2 separate regions of the Homo sapiens genome follow, and region 1 is linked to region 2. A link is a loop called in an ENCODE intact Hi-C map of the cell type or tissue named here. Cell type or tissue: MCF 10A. All regions are shown on one strand. Each heading gives the region's core, and the rest is flanking DNA. Links, peaks and the distances in the headings are about the cores only.

Evidence for each region. Hi-C counts contacts between places; a loop is a spot of excess contacts. Peaks named below come from ENCODE experiments on the same cell type or tissue, not always from the same donor. Only the 100,000 strongest peaks of a DNase experiment are listed, where the experiment ranks them.
Region 1: it touches region 2 in a loop (14-fold over the local background); 4 of 110 quality-filtered maps call a loop at or near these places.

What each region holds. Positions count from the first base shown.
Region 1 is chr3:15,552,461-15,561,958 of GRCh38, reverse strand. It overlaps HACL1 (2-hydroxyacyl-CoA lyase 1), which reads left to right. Exons shown (of 17, transcript NM_012260.4): 17 at 1,062-1,260. The coding sequence ends at 1,094. Among named protein-coding and RNA genes, the nearest start is that of COLQ, 36 kb to the right of the region's middle. In MCF 10A, for the core only: a CTCF peak has its summit at 4,263; a DNase peak (open chromatin) is centred at 4,178.
Region 2 is chr3:15,372,609-15,383,580 of GRCh38, reverse strand. It overlaps the pseudogene HMGN2P7 and a transcript of METTL6 not described here. Among named protein-coding and RNA genes, the nearest start is that of SH3BP5, 46 kb to the right of the region's middle. RefSeq lists an enhancer at 4,884-5,083. In MCF 10A, for the core only: a CTCF peak has its summit at 5,132 (motif pointing right); a DNase peak (open chromatin) is centred at 5,190.

The DNA of each region.
Region 1 (9,498 bases), core at 1,381-6,380, 180 kb before region 2:
ACGGTAATCCCAGCCCTTTGGGATGCCAAGGTGGGCGGATCACTTGAGGCTGAGAGTTTGAGACCTGCCTGGCCAACATGGTGAAACCTGTCTCTACTAAAAATACAAAAATTAACTGGGCATGGTGGTGCATGTCAGTAATCCCTGCTACTCAGGAGGTGGAGGCACGAGAATCACTTGAACCCAGGAGGTGGAGGTTGCAGTGAGCTAAGATTGTGCCACTGCACTCCAATCTGGGTGACAGTGAGACTGTCTCTCAAAATAATAATAATCATCATCATCATCTTGAGACCTATGTTAATCACAGAAAAGCCCTAACAAATTCTGTCATCTCTGCTAGTGAGTTCATGCTATTGATTTGCTTCCAATGATCTGTTCTACAGTTTCTCTATGAATTTTGTTTGGATATTGCTGGATATTGCTGGAGAAATATGAGTTCTCGTCTTCCTCTTTTACAATTCTATGAGGATTATTTTTATATTTCTTACATTTATCACTTTGAAATTATTTATTTTCATTCCAGTGGAATTTACATACATTATACTTTCCAAACTGTTGATTTTTGTCTTTCTGTCCGTCTGCCATTTATCATTGATTCTCAGTGTAGGCTGGCCACTTCCTGCCTCAATATGGGAATGCCTATATCTGTGCCTGTGTCCAGGCCATATGTATAGGATGGTGTTAGTTCTGGAAAAGACTTCCGTGCACAGTTCTTCCTACTCATGTCCTCAGACCTGGGAGCTCAGCCCTCTGTGGGCCTCCTTCATCTCCCTTCTCCTTCTGAGTGTACTTCTGGTTCTTTTAGACTATAGTTTTTGTGCTCTGATTACTGTGAATGGAAGAGGACCCAGAATGCCATTTTAGGTTGTTTTATAGGACACAGCAGGAAGATTCACTAATAGGTTTTTAGGTCCTTTTTGGGAAAAGCACCAGAACAAAGACAAACCTCATTTTGCCACCATTGTGTAGGACTTTTAGGTTTTAGAACAAGTGAAACAATGAGGATATAATTTGAGACAATCATTTCTTTTGACTGAATGTTTGTTGTCTTCTTTTTCTAGGATTTTCATTGGCTGACCCGCTCTAATATGTAAATAAAGACGCCAGTTGGTGGTCTTGAGTTTTCTCTTTCTTGCAAGATGAAATTTTATTTTCCACAGCAAAATTACTCTACTGTTAAAATTGTGCAAAATAAAATAAACATTTAAAATGACATTTTACAGTAAAGGAATTGATTAAAAACAGAAAAAGTTAGAAAAAGTAACAGAAAAAGTTATTCTGCCACAAAACTACTTACAGATGAATGGAGAGCTTTTATTACATAATAGCATTGTAACTGCCTAAATGTTGATTTACATATCAATATTATTTTACTGCTATAGCTTGGATGTTTGTTCCCCAAAACCTCATGTAGAAATTTGATCCCCAGTGGTGGAGGTAGGGCCTAATGGGAGGTGTTTGCGTCATGGGGATGGATCCCTCATGAAATGTTTGATGAGTTCTCAGGGTAATGAGCTCTCCCTCTATTAGTTACCACTAGAGCTGGTTGTTAAAAGGAACCTAGTGGCCAGGCACAGTGACTCATGCCTGTAATACCAGAATTTTGGGAGGTTGAGGTGGGCAGATCACCTGAAGTCGGGAGTTCGAGACCAGCCTGACCAACATGGAGAAACCCCATCTCTACTGAAAATACAGAATTAGCTGGGCATGGTGATACATGCCTGTAGTCCCAGCTACTCAGGAGGCTGGGGCAGGAGAATCGCTTGAACCCAAGAGGTGGAGGTTGTGGTGAGCCGAGATTGCACCACTGCACTCCAGCCTGGGCAACAAGAGCAAAACTCCGTCTCAAAAAAAAAACAAAAACAAAAAGGGAATCTAGCACCCCGCAGGGAACCTAGCACCTTCCCTGCCTCTCTCCTGCTTTCTCTCTCCCTGTGTGGACTCTGCACACACTGGCTCCCCCCATGAGTGGAGGCAGCCTGAGCCCTCATCAGATGCCCAGTCTTGAACCTTCCAGCTATCAGAACTGTGAGCTAAATAAACCTCTTTTTAAAACAAGTTACTTAGCTTTAGTAAATATTCCTTTATAGCAACACTAAACAGACTAAGGCAGTTACCTGTCTTTTAAAAATTGAAGAAAAAAGCTGTAAGAATTGTCTAATGTAGAGACATGTTCAGTTAGTTGAGATACATAGGCTCTTTCTGCTTCCTATTTTATTTTTTGACCACTCAGTACCTAAGTGTCACCAGTATTTAATGGGGCTGGTCCTATATTTTATGAGGTTGTTTTTTTTTTTTCCTGGAAGGAATTTACTGAGCCAAAGGCAAAGTCACATCACACCCAAACTAATAATTTCAGGATATATTTGGACTAGCGACCTAAGTTCAAGCATACCACATTTAGACCAACAGAGTTAACCTTAATCTATAAAGAACTCAGACTAGGGACAGTGGCTCACACCTGTAATCCCAGCACTTTGGGAGGCTGAGGCGGGTGGATCACTTGAGATCAGGAGTTCAAGACTAGCCTGGCCAACATGGTGAAACCCTGTCTCTACTAAAAATAAAAAAGTTAGCTGGGCATGGTGGCACACTCCTGTAATCCCAGTTACTCAGGAAGCTGAGGCTCGAGAATCGCTTGAACCTGGGAGGCAGAGGTTGCAATGAGCCGAGATCCCGCCACTGTTCTTGAGCCTGGGCAACAGACTTAGTGTGACTCCCTTTCAAAAATAAAAAAATAAAAATATAAAGAACTCTTATATATAAGAAAAATATTAAGGTGCCAGTAGAAAAATGGGCAAAGGGCGTGAATGTACAATTCACAGAAAAAATATAAATGCTCAGTAAAAGCATGAATATGAATATGTAAGTTATACTGAAAATCCCTTTTTTTTTCCTGGCCTATCCACTTGGCAAAGAACTTTCTAAATTAATCTGAATTTTGGTGAAGTGGAAGTGAAAATGGAGACTCCTATGCTGCTGATGGAAGTTGAAGTTGGTACATTTCTGTAGAGTAATTCTAGCATTGCAGGTATTTGGAGTCTTAAAAATGTTCATACCGCGTAAGTTTTGACCCCGTGAGCTTTTTTTTTTTTTTTTTCAAGACAGGGTCTTGCTCTGTTGCTCAGGCTAGAGTGCAATGACATGATCACGGCTCACTGCATCTTTGACGTCCTTGGACTCAAGTGATCTCTCCATCTCAGTCTCCCGAGTTGCTAGGACTACAAGCGCATACCACCATGCCTGGCTACTCTTTTATTTTATTTTTGTAGAGACAGGGTCTCACTATGTTGCCTAGGTTGGTCCCAAACTCGTGGGCTCACGCTATCCTCTTGCCTCTGCCTCCCAGAGTGCTGGGAATATAGGCATGAGCCACTGTGCCAGGCCCCATTGAGCTTATTTGGGAATATATCCTGAAGAAATAATAAAATATTTGGTCAAATATTTATATAAAAGGCCATGTAGCGTAGTTTTATTTAGGAACAATTCCAATGTTTAATAGTAGGACATTGGTTACATAAGTGATGGTCTATCATCATAAAATAAAAATTGTATTATTTATTAATTGAAAAATAATCACAATACAACGTGTGAAAAGGGCAAGCTACAAAATGAAATGGAGTGAAGTAAGGAAATAACCATAATCATGCATACCTGCTTGCTTACAGAACAGAGATGGGCACAAAATAAACTAAAATTGTAATACAACTTGGTAGATGGAATTGTAGGCAATTTTTATTTAATTTTTTCCTTTATAGAATTTTAAAAATAATTATGTAATTTTTATTATCAGAAGCAGGCACTATTTTAAAAGAATATTTGAAATGGAAAAGCATCACTTATTTTCAGGGTCATTCGTGTTTTTTATCTGCAGTTTTACATAAATTGAAGCATAGGACTTTATATCAAAATTCAGCTTGTTTGCACCACCCATATCAGACTTGTCTACACTGGCTAGTTTAGGCACAAGTGACCACCATGAAGTGGTAGACTTCAGTTTTAGGGGTGAACCCAGAAGATACTGTGACTTGGCCCCTGACAGGCTCGTGGAAGCAGCCTCATTTCTCAGGTATTCTTATGTCCTGCACAGGAGGAAGAGACTATGAAAAGGAGCATTCAGACTGGATAGTTCATGTAACCTCATCAGTCTCCTCCCACTCTGCCTCCGGACACACCTCTGGCAGCCGAATGCAATATAAGATTTTGCCATTAGGTGGTGTAGAGGGCTTGATTAATATTTGTAAGTTGAACTGTGTAAATTTGTTACTAAATACTAGATAAAATTTGGGGAAAATGCCCCTTTCCTAATCATACTCTCAGAGAAAAAAAAAATGCTGACAGGTTATTAGACTGTCCAGCAGAGGTCAGTCTAAGTGTATAAAGACCACATTAGTCCAGGGGCACTAATTGACAGAGTCCATTGACTGCTTATTTAGTAAAAATGATCTTGAAATTAATCTCCTCATAGAAGATTTTCCTTAGAAGGATAAAATATTGAAAATACCCCTCTAAAATGAATCTATTGGTTGATAGATATTTGATAGAATATTTTGTAGCCCCTAGTTTAATAATGAATTTCTTATGTGATCCTATTATATGTGTTAATAATATCCAATTGCCTCATAAAAACTGAGCTTCGAAAGATTATGGCAGTTTTCTTAATTTAGAAAAACCCAGAATCCAGGGTTGAGGAGATGAATGGGAAATGAGTTTTATTATTATTATCATTATTTTGAGACAGCGTATTCTTATGTTGCCCAGGCTGGAGTACAGTGGCACAGTCATAGCTTACTGCAGCCTCGAACTCCCGGGCTCAAATACTTCTCCCACCTCACCCTCCCAAGTAGCTAGGACTACAGGTACATGCCACCACAACTGGCTAATTTTTAAAGTTTTTTGTAGAGATGGGTCTCACACTGTTGCCGAGGCTGGTCTCAAACTCCTGGGCTCAAGCTGTCCTCCCACTTCAACCTCCCAAAGTGAAATGGTTTCTTAGGTTACTTTCTCTACTAATAGTCTTTCCAGAAATCTTTCATATTTCATGGGGTTATTTGGGGATTCAGAAAGCCACCCAGAAGCTCCTAGCCCAATGCCTGGCATATAAAAGGCACTCAATAAGTGCCACTGCATTTTAGGAAGGTGAGAATTTAGAGAAGAGAACACCACTTGGAATCCCTGCTTAGCGGTGAATGTGAAAGTAGACATAGTGGTTTCCCTTTTCTCAAGTGACTGGGTCTTACTTCAAGTAAATTAGACATTTCCTGGAGATCAGGGGTTGTGTATTTTCACTTCTCTATATAGCCATAGTACTCTTTAAGAGTTCACTAACTACGTGTTAAATGGGAACTCATGATGGTTAACAATAGCTCAGTGGAGATGTTCTACAGTTATTTCATACATGCTACTTTGAAGTAGCTCAGCTTATTTTGTGAAGTGAGTGTATGTGCCATAGGGAAAAAAAGTCTCAAATCCATTGCAAGAAAATGGTAGGACTTTTGGACACTGAAGGAAAAAGAAAATGAAATGGAAAATTATATTTAATCCCAAATTGTTTTTGTTCCTTTATTTTCAAGACAGTTAGGCAGTGGGGAAGCAGTGCATGCCAATGAAGAAGCAGCCCATGACTCTGAAATAATGCAAATGTAAAGTGATTACAGTAGAACATCATATGACTGTTTTAAGAAAGTAGGAAACCAGGCTGGGCGCGGTGGCTCACGCCTGTAATCCCAACACTTTGGGAGGCCGAGGCGGGCGGATCACAAGGTCAGGAGATCGAGACCATCCTGACTAACACGGTGGAACCCCGTCTCTACTAAAAATACAAAAAATTAGCCGGGCGTAGTGGCGGGCGCCTGTAGTCCCAGCTACTTGGGAGGCTGAGGCAGGAGAATGGCGTGAACCCAGGAGGCGGAGCTTGCAGTGAGCCAAGCCATTGCACTCCAGCCTGGGTGACAGAGTGAGACTCTGCCTCAAAAAAAAAAAAAAAAAAAAAAAAGAAGAAAGAAAGTAGGAAACCAGTTACATTCCAGATGGGAATTATGACTGAGAAACCCCAAGAAAACTGACTACTGACTATTACAGAGAGTAAAATACAGATGAAGTGTAAATTATCTGGTGTTTTCTGGTTGCATTTGCTGCTGCTAATCTGAATAAATGGAATAATGTGGAAAGAAGAAATTGACAATCCTATAAACTTTACTCTGGGAAGAGATGGAGATAAAAGTGTATGCCTTGGATTCTGATCTGACTGGCAGGATTGCCTCTGGCTTTTGCTAGATTATCTTGAATCTTCCCTCCCTTCCAGGGCCCTCTCTTTTAGAAGAGGCGCTAGCTGGCCAGTGAACCCATGGCACATCCAGGTTGTATGGTCACTCTTCCATTTAGGGAGCTATGAAAGGAACACATAGAAACTCCTGGATCTCCTGTTTCAAAGTTTGAAGGAACCACTTTAAATTTTGATTCAGGGCCTAGAAATACCTGCAGAGATGGCAAGATCCATGATTTTCCTTCTATGCAGTGGTTGCTGGAGCCTGCTCTGTGGAGTGGCTAATCTACAGCCATGTAGTTCACTCCCAAGGCTCACTTCCCTCGTCCCTCCATATTTGCAGGAATTGCCTCCCCATTGCACAGTCAAGTTAGACTCAAGAAGTCAGACCTGGTTTCACCTCAGCCCCAGCTTTGCTTGTGCTGTTTCTGCTGTGATGCTCTGTACACACCCACCCATTTTTGCCGTGTGGAGTTGGCTATATGCTTCAAGGCCCAGCTCAACAGTCCACTCTTCCATGAAGCCTTCCTTTCTCTGAATGTTCCTGCCGCACCTGGGGTGCACCCCTGTCACAAACTCAGTGTTCACGGTGAGCTAAATTCCCATCTCCCTCACCATCTTGTTTTGGGAAGGAAGTAATCCAGGAAGGGTTTATATCACAAAAGCTATAGCAGACAATTTTAAACAAGGATGCAGGGTGAATGGATGAACTACCAAGGATCAGAGGTCCACCCTGATGCCTGGGTATTAAGTAAGCCCAGCGGTTCTTAGAGCAATGCTGGGGATGGGGGGCTGGTGATCGTGAGGCCCTAAAATGACTGAAGTTTTATTTCCACCCTGGCAAAATGAAGGTCAAAATTAAAATTAGATAGAATTACTGAAAATAAATATTTCTTTCACACTGTTGTGGACTGAGATTTATATCCACTACATTCATCAAACCATTTAATGGTTCGTAGTGCCATCCCTGGCTCCCTACCCTCCATCAGCCACTCCATCCATCCCCTCTCCACACCACCCTACATTACTCTTGCGTTTCAGAATTTTTATGGTTATTTTATTTGTTTATTTTGAGACAGAGTTTCCCTCTGTTGCCCAGGCTGGAGTACAATGGCGCAATCTCGGCTCACTGCAACCTCCTCCTCCTGGGTTCAAGTGATTCTCCTGCCTCAGCCTCCCTAGTAGCTGAGATTACAGGTGCCTGCAACCACACCCAGCTAATTTTTGTATTTTTAGTACAGACGAGGTTTCACCATGTTGGTCAGGCCAGTCTCGAACTCCTGACCTCGGTGATCCACCCGCCTTGGCCTCCCAAAGTGCTGGGATTACAGGCATGAGCCACCAGGCCCAGCAGTTATTTTCACTTGATGATTTTTCCATATTAACCTTAGTAGCAAAAAAATCTGATATTTTAATTACAGTGTATTTTAAAATATAGTGTGTTAACAGAAAATATTCGGTAAGGCCAACATATCAGGAGACTGTTGGTATTGAAAAAATAGTTATTACTCAGAGTTCCCAAGAAGAGGTCTCAGGTAGAAAGAGAATGAGAACTAGTGGGCTAAAACCCTATTGTGATTACTGCAGGAAGAAAGAAGTGAGGCAGGGTAAACAAGTTTAGGATTTGTTTATTTGAACAATGTCGATATGCTCAGGAATGGTGTAGAGGCTGTCCCTAGCTGTCTGAATGCGGGCCTGGGGTGATTGGGTAGGGAGATAATCTCCCAGAATGTGAGAGCACCATAAAGAGGGCCATGAAGAGGGAAGTTGGGGTTATGAGCTCTGGATTGGTTGGCTTGTGTATGAAAGGCGAGTTGTTTGACCTCTCCAAGGTCAGTAAGGCTCAAGCAGGTGAATCATTTGCTATCACTGGGAATTGTCTAACCCTGTGCTGGGCAGTTCTTTCAGGGTCATTGAGGCCTAGTTGTCAGTGGAATTTTAAAGTTTTCATTATATTGATCTTACACAATTTTTGTTAAATTTGTTTCTAGATATTAATCTGTTTTGTTGCTATTTAGTGGCATTGGCAAGTACTTCCAAAACAAGGCTAAATGGCATTGGTGGGCACGCACCATTTTCCTTCTAGGTGTTTTAGAATCAGCACGTCATTTATCTACTTTCCTCCTTCAGGAGGGAGTAAAAGATGACAAGAAAACCTCCCTATTAGGAGTTACTGAGGCTGCAGGGTTGAAATACATGACAAGATCAAAAAAGAATACCTACTACCATTTCCAAGTTGGGGCTTGTGGTCACCTGCAATAACAAGTGACTTATTGGCAATTAACCCCCAGTCAGGGCTAGTTGAAATGCTAGTCAATTACTTGTTGCCTAAACCACCTTCCTTCATAGCACTGAGACCAATGACAAAGGCAAACATATTGAGAAAGCTGCTCCTCTGTAGTCTTCACCTTCAAAATCTCAGACCAGAAAAGAGGGAGGAGGTGGCGCAAGATGGCTGAATAGGAGCCTCCACCAATCATCATCCTTGCAGAAACACCAAATTAACTATCCACACAATAAAGCACCTTCATAAGAAGCAAAAATAAGGTGAGAAATCACAGTACCTGTTTTTAACTTCCTATCACTGAAAGAGGCACTGAAGAGGGTAGGAAAGACAGTCTTGAATTGCTGATGCCACCCCTCCCCCATGCCCCAGCAGTGGTTGTGTGGCATGGAGAGAATCTGTGCATTTAGGGGAGGGAGAGTGCCGTAACTGTGGGACTTTGCATTGGAACTTAGTGCTGCTGTGTCACAGCAGAAAGCATCATGAGGCAGAACTCAGCTGGTGTCCATGGAGGGAGCATTTAGACCACTCCTAGCCAGAAGGGCTAAAGTACTCTGGAGTCCTAAATAAACTTGAAAGACAGTCTAAGCCACAAGGACTTCAATTCCTGGGCAAGTCTTGATGCTGTGCTGGGCTTGGAGCCAGTAGACTTCAGGGGCACACAGTCCAGTGAGATACCAGCCGGGGTGGCCAAGGGAGTGTTTATACCACCCCTTCCCTTGCCCCAGGCAGTGCAGCTCGCAGCTCTAGGAGAGACTCGTTCCTTCTGCCTAAGGAGAGGGAAGAGTAAAGAGGACTTTGTCTTCGAGTTCAGCCACAGTAGGGTAGGGCACCAGGCAGTCCTGAGGCCCCCATTCCAGGCCCTAGGTCCTTGATGACATTTCTAGACCTACCTGGGCTAGACCCCTACCACTGCCTTGAAGGAAAGGATCCAAACCTGGCAGGATTC
Region 2 (10,972 bases), core at 2,544-7,543:
TCTTTGTATTGAGAACATGTAAAATCTATTCTTGGCCAAGCATGGTGGCTCACACCTGTAATTCCAACACTTTGAGAGGCCAAGGCAGGAAGATTGCTTGAGCCCAGGAATTCAGGGGTTCCAGACACCAGCCTGGGCAACATAGCAATACCCTGTCTCTAATAAAAAAAAAAAAAAGTAAAAATAAATGTGTAATTTAAAAAATTCATTATTGTTATTATTTTTACAATTTTGAAACTGTAGGGGCCAGGAACAAACTTCCCCTTTGCCCTCTGAAGAATAACTAAAAAATCACTCACCAAATGCAGATTAATAGGAGAAATGGAATAAAAACTTAGTAATTGTTTTCCTTGGTGGATCCCTTAGGTCTTTATGTAGATAGGGAAAAGGTTTCTTCTAGCATCTGTTGATTGCTAAGGACATTTAATTCAAAATACTCATTATACCAGGGAGCCATATCTGGGGGTAAAATTCCAGATGCTCCTTCAAAGTATACATTATTATTGACTATGGTCACCATGTACAGTAGATCTCAAAAACGTATTCCCCCTGGCTAACTGAAATGTGTGCCCTTTGGTCAACATCTCCCCTACTCCTCTCCTCCCCCAGCCTCTGGTAACCACCATTCTACTTTCTGCTGCTGTGAGTTCAACTTTTTAAAATTCCACGTATAAGTGAAATCATGTGGTATTTGTCTTTCTGAATCTGGCTTATTTCACTTAGCATAATATCTTCCAGGTTCACCCATGTTGTTGCAAATGATAGAATGTCCTTGTTTCTAATGTTCTCCCAAATTTAATCAGTTGTATGGGGTTTATGTGATAAAAATATCCTTTTGCTGTCATTTTCGTGGGGTTTCCAGAAGGATCCTAACTAGGTACACATGCTTAGTCTGTCTTTTTTTTTTTTTTTTTTTTGAAGCAAGTCTCCCTCTGTTGCCAGGCTGGAGTGCAGTGGCCTGATCATGACTCATTGCAACCTCTGCCTCCCAGGCCCAAGCAATCCTCCTACCTCAGCCTCCAAGTAGCTGGGACTGAAGGTGTGTGCCAGCATGTGTGGCTAATTTTATTTTTGTAAAGACAGAGTCTCCTTATATTGCCCAGGCTGGTCTCAAACTCCTGGGTTCGAGATCCTCCTGCCTCTGCCTCCCAAAGTGCTGGGATTACAGGCATGAGCCATGGTGCCTGGTCTAGTCTGTCATCTTTAAACAATTGGGTTGGGAAGGAAAAGGTAGCACATAGATAGATGATTTAAGCAGAAATAGATAAGCATAATTGTCCACTGTAAAGGGGCTGAATGATCTGGAGAATGGAGGCATCTCAGGAAAACTGAACTTGGTGGTGTGTGCTTAGGACTAATGAAAAGTGGCCGGGCACAGATGCTCATGCCTATAATCCCAGCACTTCGGGAGGGTGAGAGGGAGTATAATTTGAGGCCAGGAATTCAAGGTTGCAGTGAGCCATGATTGTGCCACTGTTCTCCAGCCTGGGCAGCAGAGTGAGACCCCGACTCTTAAAAAAAAAAAAAAAAGAACCAAAGAAATGTTAGTTCCAGGGATTCCCAGGGACATGGGCAGGGTCCAAGAATGATGCTGAGTTAAGGTTAGGTGGCTATTCAGAAAGCTACTTCGACTTGTATCCCATATTATGGATCAAGGACCTTAAAAATAGCCATACTTTTTTTTTGTTCTAGTAACTCAATTTGTAGGATTGTTTCCTAAGAGATAATCTGACATATTCAAGGACTTCTTCACAAAGATATTCATTAGCTGCATTATTTATAGTACCAAACATTATAAATAGTCTAAACCAGAGATCCACAAGCTATGGCTATAACAGTGACAAGGAGGCCTAGCGTGACTAACTCCATTTTGCTCCTAACCCCCCTGCAGCGATAACCTGTATCTTTTAGGTTAACTGCTTTTGCTTATCTCTGCACATAGGCCAAGCTAACTATAGAAGGAATTTAGTTTATAGTTTAGAGCAAGGATGGTAATAGTGCCTCCCCCAAAACTAACCCCTGAGGAGATAAGGAGGATGTATGCAAGTAATAATGTTATGTTAAAGATTTATAAGAGCACTGTGACCTGACCAAGGACAAAGTTTCACCACCTCCTTGGACCCTTGCCACCACCCAGATGTGATCACTGGCCACTTCTTGACCTCAACTCCCTCCCTCTTCCCCCTTCCTCTCACGTAAAAGGAGCCTGAAATTTGTATTGACTTAAAAATGGTTCTTCAGGACACTACTCTTCCATTTTCTTGGTTTGCTGGCTCTCTGAATAAAAGTCACTTTCCTTGCCTCAACCCCTTGTCTCTTGACTTATTAAATGTCATGCAGTGAGTAGTACACTCTTTGGACTCTGTTACATGACCCAGAGAATCATCTAGTCCTCCTTTTATTCTGGTAAAGTTGTGTTAAATACAGCCACACCCGTATATGTATTGTTTATGGCTTATGGCTCCTTTCATGCTACAAGGGCAGAGACTATCTGGCCAATAAAGCCTAAAATATTTACTATCTGGATCTTGTTTTTGTTTTCTTTTTTTTTTTTTTTTTTTTTAGAGAAACGGGGTGTTGCTATGTTGCCCAGGCTCGTCTCAAACTCCTGGACTCAAAGTGATCATCCTGCGTCGGTCTCCCAAAGTGCTGGGATTACAGGTGTGAGCCACCGCGCCTGGCTATCTGGACCTTTAAGGAAAAGTTTGTTGCCCCAGTCTAGATGACTGGTAGGGGGGTCAAGCTAAGATATAGCCATATGATGGAACAGAATATAGTCAATGAACATTGTGTCTAAGAAAAAAAGTTTTCAACATTTTAATAGAATGTTCACATTATAATGTTAAGTTTAAAAAAGCTAGATATAAAATTATACAATCTGTTCTGAACTATATAAAAATATGTACAGAAAAATACACTGGCAAGAAATTCAGTACCATAAAATATTTTCTTTTTTTTTTTTCCAAGACAGAGTCTCACTGTGTCCCCCAGGCTGGAATGCGGTGGCGTGATCTCGGCTCATTGCAACCTCTGCCCCGCCGGGTTCAAGCGATTCTCCTGCCTCAGCCTCCCGAGTAGCTGGGACTACAGGCACGCATCGCCACGCCCAGCTAATTTTTGTATTTTTAGTAGAGACGGGGATCTCACCATACTGGCGAGGTCTTGAACTCCTGATCTCACGTGATCCACTCCCCCTCGGCCTCCCAAAGTGCTGGGATTACATGGGTGAGCCACCGCGCCTGGCCTAAAATATTTTCATTTAGTTTTTTGTTGTTGTTGTTACAGAGACAGGGTCTTGCTCTAGCACTCAGGCTGGATTTCAGTGGTGCAATCATAGCACACTGCAGCCTTGACTGCTGGGCTCAAGAAATTGTCCCACCTCAGTCTCCTGAGTAGCTAGGGCTACAAGCACACACCAGCTAATTTTTACTACTTTTTGTAAGATGGGGTCTCATTATGTTGCCCAGGCTGGTTGGGCATGGTGGCTTCCGCCTGTAATCCCAGCACTTTGGGAGGCCGATGCAGGTTGATCACCTGAGTTCAGGAGTTCCAGACCAACATGTCAAAACCCCGTCTCTACTAAAAATACAAAAATTAGCCAGGCATGGTGGCCCATCCCTCTAGTCCCAGCTACTTGGGAGGCTGAGGCAGGAGAATCACTTGACCAGGAGGTGGAGGTTGCAGTGAGCCAAGATTGTGCCACTGTACTCCACTGGGTGACAGAATGAGACTGTCTCAAAAAAAAAAAAAAAAAAAAAAGAACTCTTGGCTTCAAGTGAGCCACCTGCCTCAGCCTCCCAAAGTGCTGGGATTAAAAGCATGAGCTGCCACACCTGGCCATAAAATATGAGTACTTTTCTGTATAACAACCAGAAGGTCAGAGATAGAAGTTTGTATGGGGAGAATTCCTCCTGCTGCGACATGGTCTGTGCCCTACAAACGTAAGTGTCAGCACAAGGCAAGGGAACAACAGGGGAAGGGAAAGGGCAACACCAATAATTCAGTCCTTTCTGTAGTGACAGTCAAAAGCTGCCCAAACTTGAGGGAGCTCCAAGAGTAAGATGACCAACCATCTGGGTTTGCTGACACTGTCTTGACTTTAGCATAGCAGCCACACATGGCAGGGAACTCCTCAGTGTGGGGTTCCCACAGTTGGCCACCCTACAACCATGCTGTACCCCACACACACCATTACATAGCCTTGGTTGGCCTTTGCGAAGTACCTGAGAATGGATTTGTCTCTTGTTAGATACTTCTCCAGTGGACAGTTGGGTGGAACACCATTAATCAATGAGTGCTTTTGTGCAAAACAGAAAAAGGGCCTGCTCTGGGCAAATGCAGGCCTCATAGCTTGGTGTAACACCTTTGGTAGAAGGCAGCCTTCTGTTAGGCCCTAGCTGGAGCACACAGCTTGTCAAGCAGAGCCACGGCTGGAATTCAGGACCCTGTCCTCTTAGCAGGCACCTTCGTATGGTGCACAGACCACACATTTGCAGGCAGCAGACCTGCCACTCAGACTCCAGAGAGATCTGCTCCCTGTCCCAGGTGCCTCTAACATGCACAGCACCAGGAAACACAAAACTCTTTCTTGAGCACTGAGTTATGTATTTTTGTCTAGGGACTGTGCCTGCTGTGTCTGTGAAATCCAAAATAAACACCGGATTTTTAATTTTTTCACACAGAATAAGGACCTACTGGAAATAGATGAAAAAGACATAAAAAGACATCTGGAGGGGAAATATCGAAGCCAAGAATGAGACTGGAGGTGGAATTCGGCCCTTTTATTTTGATTCTCTGATTCCAAAAAGGAACCCACTGGGCTGCAGGAGCATGGCGACCACCTCTGTCTCTTTACAGCAGCCCCTTACTCGTGGGTGGTGCTGTGAAGGTCCTCTTTCCAGCCACTCCATCTTCAATTTTGTCACTGCCCATTCTCTCACTCCTCCTTCTGGGTGTCTGACAACATGTTCATTAGATGTTTAAAATATGTTTTCTAAGTCTTTTTTCTATTCCGCTGCACATCCTATCTTTTTGTCTCTTGGAAATGAGGTAGGAGACTGGCAGGACTTGTCTTCTGGTCACAGTCCTGCTGACCAAAAGATGGTCCACACAGGATGAAGTGAAGAAACCGGTGGAAACCAGCAGATGGCGACAAAAGCAATCCCTAGCCGCCCTCATTGCTCATTAGCATAGGACACGCCCGCCAGCGCCATGACAGTTTACAAATGCCATGGCAACGACCCGGAAGTTACTGCCTCTTTCCATGACGACAAATTTTGTGGGTCATTGCCATGGAAAGGAGTAGTAACTTACTAGATCTTTCTAAATAACTTGGCCCTCAATTTGCATCAGCTTGCCCCTTAATATACAAGTAATTGAAAGTGGGTACAAGTAGATAGAGTTGCCAACAGCCCATACGTTGCAGACTCTGGGTTCATTGCCTGTGAGTTACCCCTGCTCTGTAGGGAGAGGTGCTATTCAAATAAGATTGCTATTTAACACCACAGGCTTGTCCTTGAATTCTTTCCTGGATGAAGCTGAGAACTCTTCAGGGCTAAGCCCCAATTGTGGGGCTCGCCGTCCAGCAGCAGAATCACGTTCTCCAGTCCTGTCTCCCAATTCCCTACTTCCCTCTTCAGTTTTATAGTTTTTGTCATTAAACCTATCTGCTGAACTTAGCATGTAGGCATTTATATATATATTTACACATGCATATATGTTTGTTATTACATTTTTCCCTAGAAGTTCTATTTGGTTCTTTTAAAAATAGACTACATAGGCTGGTGCGGTGGCTCACGCCTGTAATCCCAGCACTTTGGGATGCTGAGGCGGGCAGATTACGAGGTCAGGAGTTTGAGACCAGCCTGACCAATATGGTGAAACCCTGTCTCTACTAAAAATACAAAAATTAGCCAGGCATGGTGGCATGTGCCTGTAATCCCAGATACTCAGCAGGCTGAGGCAGGAGAATCACTTGAACTCGAGAGGCAGAGGTTGCAGTGAGCCAAGATCGCGCCACTGCATTCCAGCCAGAGTGACAGAGCGAGACTCTGTCTCAGATAAAAAAAAAAAAAAAAAAAAATTGACTACATTGATTTTCGTAGTTTCCAATTCATTGAATATATCAACAAGTTTGCCTTAAAAAAAATTCAGGCTGACTGTGTGTGTACTGCCTATGAGTTATCTCTGCTCCACAAGGTTAATCCTAATCTAAAAAGAAAAATAAAATGAAATAAAATAAATTCAGCTATTTGTTTAAAAAGTCTACATCTGATAATTCAATATTTGAACTCTTTGCAGATCTGTTTCTATTATTTGTCTTTTTTTCCTGCCAATTGCCAGTCTTGTACTCTATGAGTTATCTACGACTGTGTGCTGGACACTGCTTTTGGGTTTTTTTGTTTTGTTTTGTTTGAAAGTCTCCTTTTGTCACCCAGACTAGAGTGCAATGGCATGATCTCAGCTCACTGCAAACTCTGCCTCCTGGGTTCAAGCTATTCTCCCACCTCAGCCTCCTGAGTAGCTGGAACTACAGACGCCCACCACCACACCTGGCTAATTTTTTGTATTTTTAGTAGAGATGGGGTTTCACCATGTTGGCCAGGCTGGTCTCAAACTCCTGACCTCAGGTGATCCACTTCAGCCTACCAAAGTGCTGGGATTATAGGCGTGAGCCACTGTGCCCAGCCTGGACACTGCATTTGAAAAACTATGTGTAGAAATGATATGAGGCCTATGTTGAAGGCCCTTTCCTTCAGAAAGTCTCTACATTTGCTTCTGTGAGGTGTCTAGGGGTGTAAGGGTCTCAAAGCACCTTAAACCAGGCTCAAGGCTTGATATTCCCTGACCCAAACAATTAGCAATGTCTGCCATTTAAGTAAATAAATGAAGAATATAAAAGACACCCACAAAGCAGCCCAAACGCTCCCAAATCAGAAACAGTGTCAATAGAGGTCCGTTTTTGGGGCCCCCATGTTCTCACCTGATCAGTGAGAGCTAATAATGAGTCCTCTAGGCATAGCCAAAGGGCTTGTTGGTAGAAAGATCTGGCATCATAATGTGATGTGAAAGTTGTAGGTGGACTGGGAAATGTGTCAATCCATCGGACTGAAGGGGAGTGTTGAATTTAGATTTAAGACTTTTCTTTCTTTCCTGTTAATGCTGTGTTATCTGTATTATCTTAAAAGAATCACTTGTTCTCTGGGTCTTGGTTTGTCCATCTGTGAAGCAATGGGATTGCACCGCATCAGTGTTTCCCAAATTTTAATGTTCACCTGTGCCCTGGGGAGCTTGTTAAACTGTAGCTTTTGATTCAGTAAGCCTGGGATGGACTCTGAGAGTGAGTCTATCTGAGAAGCTCCCAGCTGATTCCAGTACTCCTGATCTGTGGGCCACACCTGGAGTAGAAAAGTTTTATATAAACTCTACCTTCCTCTCCTGTACAAGTCTAGGCAAATAGGGACCCACTGATTAAACAAATCCACTCCCCAACCAGATAATTCTGCCTTGTATTTCAGAACTGGGTTCCCATCGCATGTCCTCTAGAAAGCCTTGTCTGGTGTCTTTGCTTGCAGGGCATCCCACCAACAGCCTGACCATAAGCGCTGTGAGCATGCCTCTGTCATATGGCACTGCAGTCACCTGTCCAATGTCAACATCCATGTCCCCAGTACTGATATAGTGCCGGGCACATAATTGGAACTCAATAAATACTTGTGATATAAGTAAATGGAAGAACAAACCAATGTAAGTTACAACTAGAGGTGGGAGTCAGGGGTGACTCAGCATATTCCTGACCAGGGCTTTAAAAAGTCAGATATCGGAGCAGTATGAAGAAGAGGTGAGAACGACCCCCGGACCGACCAAAGCCCGTGCGCCGCTGTGTCCCGCGTCCAGCACCTACGTCCCGCCGCCGTCGCCATCGCCGCGGCCACCATGCCCAAGAGAAAGGCTGAAGGAGATGCTAAAGGAGATAAAGCCAAGGTGAAGGACGAACCGCAGAGAAGATCCGCTAGGTTGTCTGCTAAACCTGCTCCTCCAAAGCCAGAGCCCAAGCCTAAAAAGGCCTCTGCAAAGAAGGGAGAGAAGGTACCCAAAGGGAAAAAGGGAAAGGCTGATGCTGGCAAGGAGGGGAATAACCCTGCAGAAAATGGAGATGCCAAAACAGACCAGTCACAGAAAGCTGAAGGTGCTGGAGATGCCAAGTGAAGTGTGTGCATTTTTGATAGCTGTGTACTTCTGGTGACTGTACAGTTTGAAATACAATTTTTTTTTTTTTTTTTTTGAGACGGAGTCTCGCTCTGTCGCCCAGGCTGGAGTGCAGTGGCGCGATCTCGGCTCACTGCAAGCTCCGCCTCCCGGGTTCACGCCATTCTCCTGCCTCAGCCTCCGGAGTAGCTGGGACCACAGGCGCCCGCCACCATGCCCGGCTAATTTTTTGTATTTTTAGTAGAGACAGGGTTTCACCGTGTTAGCCAGGATGGTCTCCATCTCCTGACCTCGCGATCTGCTCCGCTCGGCCTCCCAAAGTGCTGGGATTACAGGCGTGAGCCACTGCAACCGGCCTTGAAATACTATTTTTTATCAAGTTTTATAAAGATGCAGAATTTTGTTTTACTTTTTTTTTTTTAAAGGTATGTTGTTAGCACACAGAACACTTCATTGTTTTGGGGGGAAGGGGCATATGTCACTAATAGAATGTCTCCAAAGCTGGATCGATGTGGAGAAAACACCTTTCCCTTCTAGTTTTGAGAGACTTCCTCTTGGCTCCCAGGAGGAGGGATTCCCTGACTTTGACACACATGGCCACCTTGGCACAAAAGCCTTGTGGTATGGAAAAACAAATTTGTTTTTATTTCTTCTTCTCCCTTTCCATCTTTCAGCATAGACTTAACTCCCTTAAGCCCAGACATCTGTTGGGACCTGACCCCTAGTCGTTGGTTACCAGTGTGTCAGGCAATCTGGACTTTCCAGTGATGCCACTGAGATGGCACCTGTCAAAAGAGCAGTGGTTCCATTTCTAGATTGTGGATCTTCAGATAAATTCTGCCATTTTCACTTACTGAAAGTCAGGGTCGGCTTGTGAAAAGTTGTTAAACAACATGCTAAATGTGAAATGTCAACCCTCACTCTAAACTTTCCCTGTTCAGAGCACCAGATGAAGACTTCATTGGGTTTATAGTGGCTTTCTGATTTTTGGTAGTCCATTGCAGAAGGGAGTTTGAAAGTTGTTGTATACTGTTAACGATTGTCTGCCCACGTCCTGCCTGAAATACCATGATTGTTTATGGAAAGTATCTTTAATAAAGCTGGATACAGTTTGGCTTGGGAAAAAAAAAAAAAAGTCAGGTCTCTGGACCAGGCGCAGTGGCTCACGCCTGTAGTCCCAACACTTTGGGGGGCCGAGGCAGGCAGATCACTTGAGGTCAGGAGTTCAAAATCAGACTGGCCAACACAGTGAAACCCCATCTCTACTAAAAATAAAATATAAAAATTAGCCAGGCTTGGTGGCAGGTGCCTGTAATCCCAGCTACTCCGGAGGCTGAGGCAGGAGAATCTCTTAAATCCGAGAGGCAGAGGTTGCAGTGAACCGAGATCATGTCATTGCACTCCAGCCTAGGCAACACAGCAAGACTCTCAAAAAAAAAAAAAAAAAAGGCCTCTGTTTACTCTCAGAGTTGGAGATATCAACTGGGCTCCTGTTATGGACTGAATTGTATCCCTTGTTCATAAATTGAAGCCTTAACCTCCCATCCCCCATGACTCTATTTGGAGATGAGCCCTTTAAAGAGGTAATTAAGATTAAATGAGTGCATAAGGGTGGAGTCCTAATCCTCCACGACTGGCATTCTTATAAAAGAGGAAGATGCACTGGGATGCACATGCACAGGGAAAAGGCCAAACGAGGACAAAGCCAGAAGGAGACTGTGTGCAGGTCATGGAGAGGGCCTCAGGAGAAGCCAAACCTGCCTTCCTCTTGGATTTCCAGCCTCCAGAAGTGTGAGAAAACAAATTTCTGTTGTTAAAGCCACCTAGGCCATGGCATTTTGTTATGGCAGCTCCAGCTGACTAATACAGCTCCTGACCTGAGAGTGGAATGGGAGCCTCTGGTTTCTAGGCTTCTCTGCCTGAACAGAAGACTTTCTGACCTCCCAGAGGGGGTGCTCAGCTTCGTTCAGCTGTTCCTCTGAGGCAGGAGATGAGATTCTCCTCTGGGCTAGTTTTGTTGGGAAGACCAGAGAAAAAGGGCTCCTCCAGATGGAATTTGTGACACCCCCCCAGCACTGCTGATTATTGTTGGTGGGACATGTCTGAATTCTAAAACTTGACCTTCAGGTACCACATTCTTGCCTGTTCACTTCCTCCTAATAACTATACCCGGATATTGTCTATGGCTATTCCTGCCTTTCCACATTCTGTTATTTTTTTTGGAGATGGGGTCTCACTGTGTTGGCCTGGCTGGTCTCAAACTCCTAGGCTCAAGGCGATCCTCCCACCTTGGCCTCCCAAAGTGCTAAGATTACAGACGTGAGTCATCACACCTGGCCCACATTCTCCCCTATATCTCAGGGGCTAGAAGCCTGGAAACTGCATTTCCCGAACTTCCTTGTCAGCTGGGTTCCTTGCCAGGTAGGTTCTGCTAGTGGGAGGCATTTATGTGAAGTTGGTTGGAAGGTGGGAGGGAGAGGCCATTTTTTTCTGTTTATGACATTTATCAGTAGGTATAGTAGGCAATTGTGGGCCTTGCAATGGTAGGGTACTGGGGCGAGGGCAGCAGGGGTGGCTCTGGGTAAGTAAGGGCCCCAATGGCTCTGGTGGCTGTTTCAATAGCATGAACAGGTGGGCTCTTGGCTGCCTGCCCAATGAGAAAGGCAGTGATTGTCGTGGTAGTGGCAGCATCAGCAACACTACAGATGCATTCGTTGTGAGTAAGCTCATGCTCATGGGCTCTGGGTAAAAACTATTCTCTCCT